Linked DNA regions of Homo sapiens: region 1 is linked to region 2. A link is a contact called in ENCODE Hi-C or POLR2A ChIA-PET data. All regions are on one chromosome and are shown on one strand. The core of a region is the stretch at or near the end of the contact, and the rest is flanking DNA. Distances in the headings are between cores, read along the strand shown.

What was found. Hi-C counts contacts between places; a loop is a spot of excess contacts on that map. ChIA-PET counts read pairs that join two places held with the same protein, here RNA polymerase II (POLR2A).
Region 1: a loop to region 2 is called in a map of mammary epithelial cell, with 2.0 times the contacts of the local background. The contact joins two enhancer-like sites. A Hi-C loop is called at or near these places in 4 of 168 maps with a recorded cell type or tissue (DLD1, MCF 10A, endothelial cell of hepatic sinusoid and 1 more). POLR2A ChIA-PET finds 5 or more read pairs at or near these places in 2 of 52 experiments (MCF 10A and activated T-cell).

Annotation. Positions count from the first base shown.
Region 1 is chr10:90,220,557-90,226,051 of GRCh38, reverse strand. No RefSeq gene overlaps it. Among named protein-coding and RNA genes, the nearest start is that of LINC01375, 270 kb to the right of the region's middle. Within about 2 kb of position 3,496, at least 3 of the 41 ENCODE cell types and tissues checked have a DNase peak (open chromatin) inside an H3K27ac peak, as active enhancers do; they include mammary epithelial cell, where a contact is called at or near this core.
Region 2 is chr10:90,174,166-90,180,007 of GRCh38, reverse strand. LOC105378426 (a long non-coding RNA gene) reads right to left here. Exons shown (of 4, transcript XR_946198.3): 4 at 3,783-4,460. Among named protein-coding and RNA genes, the nearest start is that of LINC01375, 220 kb to the right of the region's middle. Within about 2 kb of position 4,452, at least 2 of the 41 ENCODE cell types and tissues checked have a DNase peak (open chromatin) inside an H3K27ac peak, as active enhancers do; they include mammary epithelial cell, where a contact is called at or near this core.

The sequences.
Region 1 (5,495 bases), core at 2,247-4,746, 47 kb before region 2:
CTGGAGAATTTTTGTAAAATTTTTCTGACAGTGATATTAGCATAGCTGACATAGAAAATCTGACGTAATAACATTTCCAGTGATAATCTCAAAAATTATATCCAAATAAGAACAGACCTACACACATAGATATAGCTTATGTTAAAATCCTAACATTTTAAACTTGATATCAGAAAGTCCTTCCAATTATGCAAAACTTTTCACTTCTGTTTTAAATTTTAAGGTAATTCTCATAGTAACTTCCATACACTGCTGCAAATGGTACACAAACATTTCAAAAGAATTTTTAAATATGTTGCAAAGACATTATACAAAATTTAGCAGAAATGCTGCAAGTCATAGTGAAGACAAATCTTTCATGGAGAACTAAAATTGTACATAGCCAGAAATTTTAAATTTGAAAAACATATATATATATATATATATATATATATATATATATATATATATATATATATATATAAATTGAGTGCTCCGAGGGGGGAGAAGGTATTGTTAACAAATCCTTCTGAAAAATAAGTAAATTATTGAGATTAAGCAATAACTCAACAAATCAGAAGAAAATGATGAAATGGGAATGACAGAATGAGACTGGGAACAATTTCTTCAGTGTTATGAGATTAGAACTTGCTCAGCTATTACCATCTGTTGATTATAACACTGAGTTCTTGTTATTTCATAAAAAAAAAACATTTGCTCTGGGGAAAGGTTGAACCCCTAAGGCCTGGGGCTGAGGCAAGTTTAAATAGATTGCAAATATCTGCTTATAAGCTAAGTTCAGGCTGCAGTGAGGAACAGGCCAGGATTTCACACTTTTTGGTAGAAGTAACCCACAATTTGCCAGAGTGCATTGTTGGATGCTTAACATTAAAGTTTGTCTTAGTCCATTTTGTGCTACTATAACACAATATCTGAGACTGGATGATTTATGAAGAAGAGAAATGTATTTCTCACAGTTCTGGAGGATGAGAAATCAAAGATCAAGGTGCCGGCATCTGGTGAAGGCCTTCCAGCTGTGTGAATGAAGCAGAATGAAGAAGGGTAAAAGAGCAATTTCATGGTCATAAGCCCTTTTCATAGCAGACTTAATCCACACATGAACTAAACACTTCCCAAAAGGCCCACCTGTGAACACTGTAGTTGCATTGGGAATTAAGTTTCCAACACATGCATTTTGGGGACACATTCAGTCCATAGCAAAGCGTTAACTTATTAGAAATTTTAGCAGCTCTGAGATTTCTAGAGCCTGTAACATACTATGTTCATTGTGATTTTCCAAGATTCAAAAAATGTATTAGTGTTTCCCAAACATAGGCGACCACAATGCTCGTGTTTCTTGGAGCATTTAGAAAAGCAGGCTACTGTTTCATAGACACATTTTTGAGACTCATGGCTACTGTCAGATAAACAGACACAGCCTAAAGTCTGTCTCATAAAACTGCCTCATAATCCCCGCTCCACCTCTTCCCATACCAACACACATCAGATATAGTTTTATGATGAATTACATAAAAATTTACCAAATGATTTTTTCCTAAAATTTAGTTGCAATGCTTTTTATGACATATTTGCCATCTATTGTCATGTAACAAATCCTCAAAATTTCGCAGTTTAAAATGACAGACACTAATTATCTCACATTTTCTGTCAGTCAGGAATCTGGGCACCACTTAGTTGGGTGTTTCTGACTCAAGCTCTTTCATGAGCTATAGTCAAGATGTTAGGCAGAGCTGCAGTCTCATGTGGATGAGATGACTGAGGTCAGTTAATTTGTGTACAAGCTCATTCACATGGCTGTTGACAGGCCTTGGTCACTCACCCCATGGGCTACTCCATAGGACTGCCCTACAATATGGCAGCTGGCTTCCCCCAAGGCAAGTGACGCCAGAGCTGTGAGGGGGAGCACACTCTTCCATATTCTATTCATTAGAAGCAAGGCAATAATTCCAGCCACCCCAAAGAAGAAGAGATTGCCTAAGGCCAGGAACACTAGGAAGCAAGGATCATTGGGACTCCTCTCACAGGTTGCCTAATGCATTGTCCAAGGATTTCATGTAAATGCTTCCTTTTAGTCAATATCTAAATATGTCAAGCTCATTACTACATTATACACATTATCCCTAATTCTAACAATAACTCTACATAGATAACTATTATTGGTGTTTTTTTAGCAAAATAAGTGAGGATCTGAGAGTTTAAGTAACCCTCCAATGATCACATAGCTTATACGTAACAGGAACAAAACTTGAAATAACTTATCTGCCAACTAGTTCCATGACTTTTCAATCATGTCTCTACTATTTGAGATATGTGTCACTGAATTTATTATTCTAAAGGTATATTAGAATGCTGTACTTGTCAAGCACTGAAATGCAAAAGAAATCATAAAACTGAAAGTAACAAAATGTCAAAAAAGAAACTAAATATTTATATTATTCTGTTCACTGAAATCTTGCCTTCAGATGAAAATTCATTATTGATGGTGCTTTAATAAAGAGATATTTTAATTCAAATTCCTGAGCAATATAAATAAGCATTTTTTGAAGTAATAATTCTGCAAATAGAGCAATTTTATATTACCAGAATGTAACTGGACCCAGGTTTGGCTGTTTGCCACTTGAAAGCCAAACATGACAGGCAAGGGCTGGTGGGCAGAAAAGTGGGTTTAATTGGAGAGACAGCAAACCAAGAAGATGGTAATTTGACATTTTAAAGTACTGTCTTAAATTTTAAAATTTACCATAGGGTTTTTAAAGGGAAACTTGGCATGGGAGACATGAGGAGTTGTGCAGGGTGCAGGGTCTACGTGTCTTCATTCTGATGGTTATCTTGGGCAATCACCCATCAGGAAGTCTGGTCGGCATTATCTTGACTTTGGCCTGTTGGTGGTGGACTCATTGTTCACAACTTTCCCAAAGTAGGCGGATTCCACAACAGGGTTTCCGTGCCTAGGTTGTTGCAAGATTAGCCTCTGGGATTTCTTAGGCAAGAGTATAGTCAGGTAAGTATGCATTGCCAGAGGGGAGTGTTTAGAGAGGGAAGGAATGAAGAGGTGAGAGGGGAGGAAACGAAGAAAAATAATGTGGATAATTAAAAAATATTTTTTAAACTGAGGTTCCTGGTTATAAGAATATGACATAACAGAAAAAAGGAAAATGCCTGAAGATTCTGCTAATTTGAACAATATATATGCATATAGCTTAGTTTAAAAGCATATAATACATGAGATTCAGGGTCAAAATTCCTATGAAATATTTTTTGTCAGAGAATCGGGAATTCAATTTTCATTGGAATCAGTATAGAGCAGAAAAGAAACGTTGTGTTTATCCTATTAGCTGTTCTCTGTACTACGTCTGATTGTAAAGAACAGAAATAAATAAATACTATCCAGGAACAGAGAGTGAGTTGAAAGCATCAGGGAAATGTGTTTTTCTATGATCCCAGCTGGATTTCACCAGGGCTAAAATCGCATTCCATAAGGATGAGATCAGTGATGGGTGAGACAGAACATGTCTCCCAGCTTTCTACAGATTGTAATCTGATCTACATAGATTACAGCTATGTACTACAAATCTAAATTAACTCAAAGTTTTATGAAAAAAACAGACGTTGGGGTGGTGGAAGAATGAAGTGGCAGAGCATAGAGGATCTTTAGGGCAGTGAAAATACTCTGTATATTTTAATAATGGATATGGGTCATTGCACATTTGTCCAATACCATAGAATGTGTAACACCAAAAGTGCACTCTAATGTAAATTATGGGCATTGGGTGATTATATTATATTGCTTTAGGTTCATCACCAATAACAAATGTATCACTCTGGTGGGGTATGTTGATAATGAAGGAGGTTATGCATGTGTGGGGGCAGAGACTACATGGGAAATCTCTGTATATTCTCTATTTTGCTGTGAACCTAAAACTGCTTTAAAAATAGTCTTTGAAAATAATAATAATAATCAGGAAAGATGTGTCAGGAGTTGCAAAGAGAGTGAATATTATTTAGTTTAATTCCATTAAAAAAAATCCACACCTGACACAATTGATTTTCTTAATTAATTTTAGTTAATGATTTTAAAAGACACTAAATGCTACTGTAGACAAACTCAAGTTTTGGAAAAAGCCAAATCAAAACTAGTAAACAAATTAATTTTGATTTATTTACCCTTTACCCATCTCCCCATCACTCCTGCCACTCTTACAAACTGCTACTCTTATAAACTGCCACTCCCTTTATCCCAGCCACTCTTACAAACTGATGTCTGGGAACTTGCATTCTCTACTTCTTTCTGGTTCCAGCAAAAATCAACCTATTCTAAGGCCCATCTTCTCAGGCTTGCTCCCTGCTTGGACATTAAGAAGCACTTTTAAGCAAAGGAGGTCTCACTTGCTAATAGTATCATAGAAATGTTTTTCTGCTTGCACAATCCCTTGTAAAATAGACCTTAGTTATTTTGCAGTTGAGTAATGATATGGTTTGGTTCTGTGTCCCCACCCAAATCTCATCTCGAATTGTAATCTCCATAATCCCCATGTGTCAAGGGTGGGTCCTGGTGGGAGGTGATTGGATCATGGGGACAGTTTCCTCCAGGCTGTTCTCATGATAGTGAGTGAGTTCTCATGAGATCTGATGGTTTTATAAGTGTTTGACAGTTCCTCCCTCATGTGCTCTCTCACCTGCCACCATGTAAGATGTGTCTGCCTCCCCTTCAGCCATGACTATAAGCTTCCTGAGGCCTCCCAAGCCATGTGGAACTGTGAGTCAGTTAAACCTCTTTTCTTTGTAAATTACCCAGTCTTGAGCAGTTATTTATAGTATAGCAGTGTGAGAATGGACTCATACAAGTAAAGTAACATTTGGATAAATAATGGCAATCCACCCAAAATGTTCCCCTCAAAAGACTTGTACAGAAGCCAATGATTTGATAGTGAAACTTTTATCTGAGAATGAGGTACTCCGCCAGGGTAGCAAGAAGGGAAAGAGGGGAAAGGTAGTCAGGGACAAAGTCCTGACCAGGTTTAAAATAAGCAGTAATATTCTCTGTTCTAATTGTTGTTGATAGATGTCACGTAGATAGTATCACATTTATTACAAATTACATTGTAAAAATAATAGTTTCATTGCGGAAAAAGAGCTAAGAGCTAAGGATATATTAACTTTCAATGATAATTTGATTTTCCTAGAAAACATTTGAATAATATTTTTAAGACTACAAGGATACATTGTTATTTAAAGCTAAAGATAATAATGTGATGACAAAATTTGAGTAGAGCAAACCTAATTAAAATAAAAAAATTGGGATAGCACAAAATATTGGCAAAATGTGTTGATTTTCTAAATTATCAAAATAAACCGCACCACAGAACTCAACTTCCAATGTAAATTAAAGAAAACAATTCCAAGTGAGCAGCCGCCCCAAAATAAAGCAGCTTTCTGTTACTGTATCACACATATGCCACAGTATGACCCCATTGAGTGTTTAAATACATTATTAA
Region 2 (5,842 bases), core at 3,203-5,702:
TGTGGAAGGGCTGTTGATGGACGCCAGGGAATGGAATGCCTGTGTAGCACATGTTACATCGCCCTGCTACTTATCCAGGATGTGTCAGGAAAATGTTTGCACAAAGTTGCATAGTGTGAAAGCTGAAGCTGCTGATTGGCAAAGAAGCTGAGTCACCGAAGGAGGATAATCCCAGGCAGTACAGAATGAGCTCAGCTGAGGTTGTGCAATGGGTTGTGAATGACGATGAAGTTGTGGATCACCTCTGGTTCTGAGACACTCTGTTCTTGGTGTTCAGTTGGACAAAACCCAAACTCTTTTCCTCCAGGTAGCTCACATCACAAAGGGACAGTGTGGGCCTGGAGAAGCTAACTCTGAGAGGCTCCCTTCCATGAGGAAGACAACTCATGGTGGTAGTGGGTCCCTCAAAGAGATCACAAGAGACTTCCCCAGTAACTTTCTTCCTAAGCATATTTGAAAATACTTGCATTTGGAAGAGCAAATGCAAGTACACAGATTTTTGTTGTTCCGTGTGTAGTAAGTACATTTCACCCTGTACCTGTAACCAGAGCACTTTCAGATTCTAGGCCCTGAAGCTCATTTTGCCCACACTGATGGGTGCCTCTGTGTGTGTGGGTGTGCATGTGTGTGTGTGTGCCCCTGTGTGTGTTTTCTGCTCAGTTTTCCTTCTAGTAAAGAATTTCAAGACCCTTCCACATTCTGACCTCTCTGCAAACCTTTCTCTGTTTTAGCCAATTTCTCATTCTGACTTTTTAAGAATCTCTGTGTGACTATTTAAGAGAATATGAATTAGGCAAGCGAAGTTTTCTTCTTGCTTTTAAGATTCTCTTATTTTAATACCTAATCAATCAATAAGTGTTTGTCTGGCACTGACTTGCTTGTGATAAACTTTATAGGCAACACGAAGAAATATAGATGTGGTTCCTGTGCTTAAGAAACCTACATGCTACTTACAATAAATGTTTAGAACCAATATAACGAAATACATGACAAGGTGTCTAGGACTTCTTAGAAATGATGCCTCAGAAAAGATTGGGCACTTTCAGGGTGGTATGCTGCAGACAAAAAAGATACTTGCACACGTATGTTTATAGTAGAACAATTTGCAATTGCAAAAATACAGAACCAGCCCAAATGCCCATCAATCAACAAGTGGATTAAAAAACTGTGAGAGAGAGATATATATATATGCATATATATATACACATATACATATATATTCAAATACATATATATACGTGTATATACACACACATATACATATATATACACACACATATACATATATATATATACACACACACACACACACATATATATATATATATATATATATATATATATATATATATATATGCCATGGAATACTACTCAACCATAAAAAGGAATGAAATAACGGCATTTGCAGCAACCTGGATGGGGTTGGACACTATTATGCTAAGTGAAGTAACTCAGGAATGGAAAACCAAACATCATATGTTCTCACTCATAAGTGGGAACTAAGCTATGAGGATGTAAAGACATAAGAAGGATACAATGAACTTTGAGAACTCGGGGGTTGTGCAAGGAAGGATGGAAGGGGAGTGGGGGAAAAAATACTACAAACTGGGTACAATGTACACTGCTCAGGTGATGGATGCACCAAAATATCAGAAATTACCACAAAAGAACTTATTTGTGTAACCAAACACCACCTGCTCACCAAAAACCTATGGGAAAAAAAAAGAAATGATGCCTCAAAGAGGGTTTCAAAAAAGGTGGAGTTTACCATGGTCTTTTGGAGCAATCAAAAACATTTCAAAAAAGAAGTAAGACTTGAGTTCAAACAGAAAAGTTGGCTGTGAGTTTGACCAATCATGTAGAGGAATACAACTTGAAGAACCAATTAATTTTGGAAATTGGGGAACTTAAGATGTTATCCAAGTCAATCATGTGTAAGGCAATGAGTACCTGATCCAGCATGGTAGCAAAAGGCAGAGTGGATGAACAGATCCTGGGTCTGTTCCCCTCAGACTTACACCTTGCCCTTCCTCCATCCTGCTCTCTCACTTTGTTTCACAGGCCCTTGTGTCATTGGCTTCGGTAACCCCAACTCCTTCCTCTGTCCCCAGCCCAACCTTGAGTATGGTTGGTAGAAGCTTCTTATTGTTGCTAATCTCTAAGTGGTCTCACTGATCCCTATGTAACTTCATAGCTTAATCACTGGTGATATCAATTCACTCTGTTAAATTTTAAACATTTACATTATTTTCTTTTCTGGTTGGATCCAATCTTACGTAGATCATCCAAGATTATTCTCAATAGATGGATAGAAAACTTCATGAGGAAGAGTTAATAGAACTTGCTATTTGATTTTACATAGCAGTTGGAGACAATAACTAATAATATATGACTCCTTATCTTTGTAATCAGTTTTTCTGTGCCAGAAAACTAATTCAGAAGATAGAGCAGTAAGTGAGAAATGAATACTTTTGTACACTTTTCACCAAGAAGGTGGTGTGGTATTGGGCAAGTCACTATCATAGGCCATCCAACCAAATCTTCAAGCAGATTGATTTTCTGGAATATCATAGTTGATGAGACTATAAATGATTTAAGTAATGTAAGAAAAATATCGGGGTTTCAAAGATTAAGACTAACAAAACCAAAAGAATGAGAATGAAGAGATAGGGAATAAGAAACAAAGGAGAAAAAGAAGAAACTTGGAAGTGCTGAAAATGGTTATATCTAGACCAGAGTTTGCCCAACCATGGCCAGCAGGCCAAATGTGACGGATATTTGATTCTGTTAATAAAGTTTAATTGGAACAAAGCCACGTTCATTTGTGTATGCATTGTCTATGCCTGTTTTTGAGCTATGGTAACCAGATCTCATAAGAACTCACTCACTGTCACAAGAACAGTACCAAGGGGATGGTACTAAATCATTCCTGAGAAGTCTGCTCCCATGATCCAATCGGCTCCCACCAGTCCCCACCTCCATCATTGGGGATTACATTTCAACCTGAAATTTGGACAGGGACACATATCCAAATTATGTCACTTATCATGGTCTTTTTTTTCTTTTCATTTTTATTTTTTGAAACTGAGTCTCATTCACTCTGCCTTCCAGAGTGCTTGGATTATAGACGTGAGCCAGTGCTCCTGGTGACTTATCGCAGTCTTGAAGCCCTTGACTACGTCTTTCAGATCCTCATAGCGGCCATGTGCTGATATTCAGATCTCAGCACAGATGTCTTCTACTCAAAGAAACCATCCCTAATAATCCCAGCTAAAGTACCATCCTCCCTACTCATTCTGCATTAATCCTCCCTACTCATTCTGCATTAATTCACCCTGTTTTATTTTCTTCATTGCTCTCTTGGCTATCTAAAATTATCTTGTTTATTTGTGTACTTCCTCTCACCAAAACAGAGACCTTGTCTCTCAAGTTTATGGTTGCAATCTCAATGTCTAAAACAATTCCTAGCCCTCAAGTTCTCTACATGAGTTTGTTAAATAAATGAATTAGTGATTGAATGACTAATTTATTTGAATATTGCTTCAGTCAGATTCATACTCTTGGAGGCCAAAGATCATACAATTATTATATCCTTAGCACATTATATCATAAAAGATGGTGTTTCATTCTAGAAATATGCAAACTATAATTGAATTAGCTTAAACACTAAGGCATTCTTATGAGATGACAGATATTGATAATACTGATCTTTACAGGTTTTGAACATTTCAGGTGATGGTTACGGTTCCAACTTGCCGAAATGGATAATTATTTTTGCCTTCAGACTACAATAAACATTTGCAAATATCCAGTTTATTTATACTACTATACATTCATCCATAGGTAAAACCTACAAATTCACTCAATTGGTAAGAAAAAAGATTGCAAACCTAGCATCTTCAAAAGTGGTGCATTTCAGAACTAGTCATGGAGTTAGATGTCTGACACTATTGCAATGAAGCAAAATAAAAGGGTCTATTTATATTTTAGTTCTTTCTTTGATGACATTAATCATATGTGCTTTTGTTAGTTCAAGCTTGGTTCAAGATGAATAGGGAATAGAGTAGACCTCTGAATGTCATAGTCTTTTACTTTTAAGGTAATTTACCTACCAAAGAAAGAGAAAAATCAGTATTTGCAGGTGCAAATTCATTCAAAGTCAAGTCAGCTACCCAAAATCTAAGTTGTTATAAGTAGAGATGCTATGCTTGAAGTTCAGACCCTAGCTATTGAAATAAATTACTAGTGAAGGAAGAAATTGATTCTAATTCTGTAAGAGAAGGGACCTTAGAAAAAACCTGTCTTACATCCCACACGTACATTTGTCCAGATCTGAGGCAGTTATGTGCCAGCACTTGCAGTTCGAGAGCGGGTGAATGTGTCATCTGGGGAGGCAGCTGGCAGGCGTGGTAGGGCACAGTCATTTTGCAGGTCATGGCATTCCAGCATCTGCTCCCTAGCTTTGCAGATCCAGAAAATACAAAGTGTCAGTGTACTTGTAGTTGATTAATCCCTGGGAATTTACAAGAGACCAATGTACAAAGCAGAGTGCCAATTTTGCAATTCACTCTAAGAAATGTAATTGCCAAGTGGTCCAGAATGTTTATGTCAGCAGGAGAACACAGCCTTGCAATGACATGAGAGGGTAGGTCATAATCAGGAGTTTGCCGAGTGAGCCCAGACTGGGAGCAGGAGGAGGAAGCTGGATGACCTTAATCACCAGTGCCATTAGGCCTGACACATCCATTTTCAAATTGAGATTTACTTGCCAAGAAAGCAGGACACTTGGATTCGCCGGCCGGTGCTGGAAACACACTGACAATTCTTGCTCACTGGCCTTACTTTTTGCATATTCCTTGCCAGACACCCATGCATCCTCTCTTCACCTACATTAATACCATTGAATACAATATGTGTTTCTTTTACAGTCAATGAGGCCTCATTATTAAGAGTAATGAGCTAATATTTATTGAGTGGAAATAAGAGCTATATGCATGCTAACCACTCATGGGCAATTTTGTTATAATACTTGTTTTGAAAACAGAAACTTGTTCCAGAATGAAATGATATATTAGGGAACAACTTGAACATAATGTGAATTTTGTTTGCTTATGCACAACTTTTTTCCTCAAGAAACACCAATCGAATACAGAAAATGGCACTCAGATGAAGCAAACTGCTTAGGAATACACAAAATATATGCAGGAACACACTTTGAACATCTACCAGCTGCCTCAGTTCACCACATATGTGATGAGTCACATTGTCCACACCCAGTGTTAAAACTTTTTGGCCAATTTCGGATAGTGCTGCATCTATCATGCCACAATAACTCACAAGCTGAACCCTATTGACACCCAGTTGCACAAGCAAACTTTGGATCTTTTTTAAAGTAAAGGGCCGTATTTATTGTACTATGTATGTATTTCCTAACCATTTAACACACATAAAACAGCACCACCATTTCATTAAAGTCCTATCATCTCTTTGCATGTGTCACTGATGTTTTAGTGTTGTGCCTCTAATCCCACTTTTCTCATGAGCCTGTGGTTTCTTGTGTGATTTTGCATAGCATGGTGATTTTTAGGAAGGCATATGCTGTGTTCTAGCAGAAATGACTGTACCTTATTGTCTAGTATAATTCTTACCAAAACTATCATTTTTCATGTGAGGAAAATGAGATTCAAAGAGTTTGAGTAATTTACCCAAGAATAACATCTGGTAAGTGGTTAAGCAGAGATTCAAGCTATCTGCTGTGACATATTATGAAAACCTTGGGTCTCTCATTTGATATAGGAGCCAGCTTATGTTTTGAGGTGGATTTCACCAAGACCTAACAATA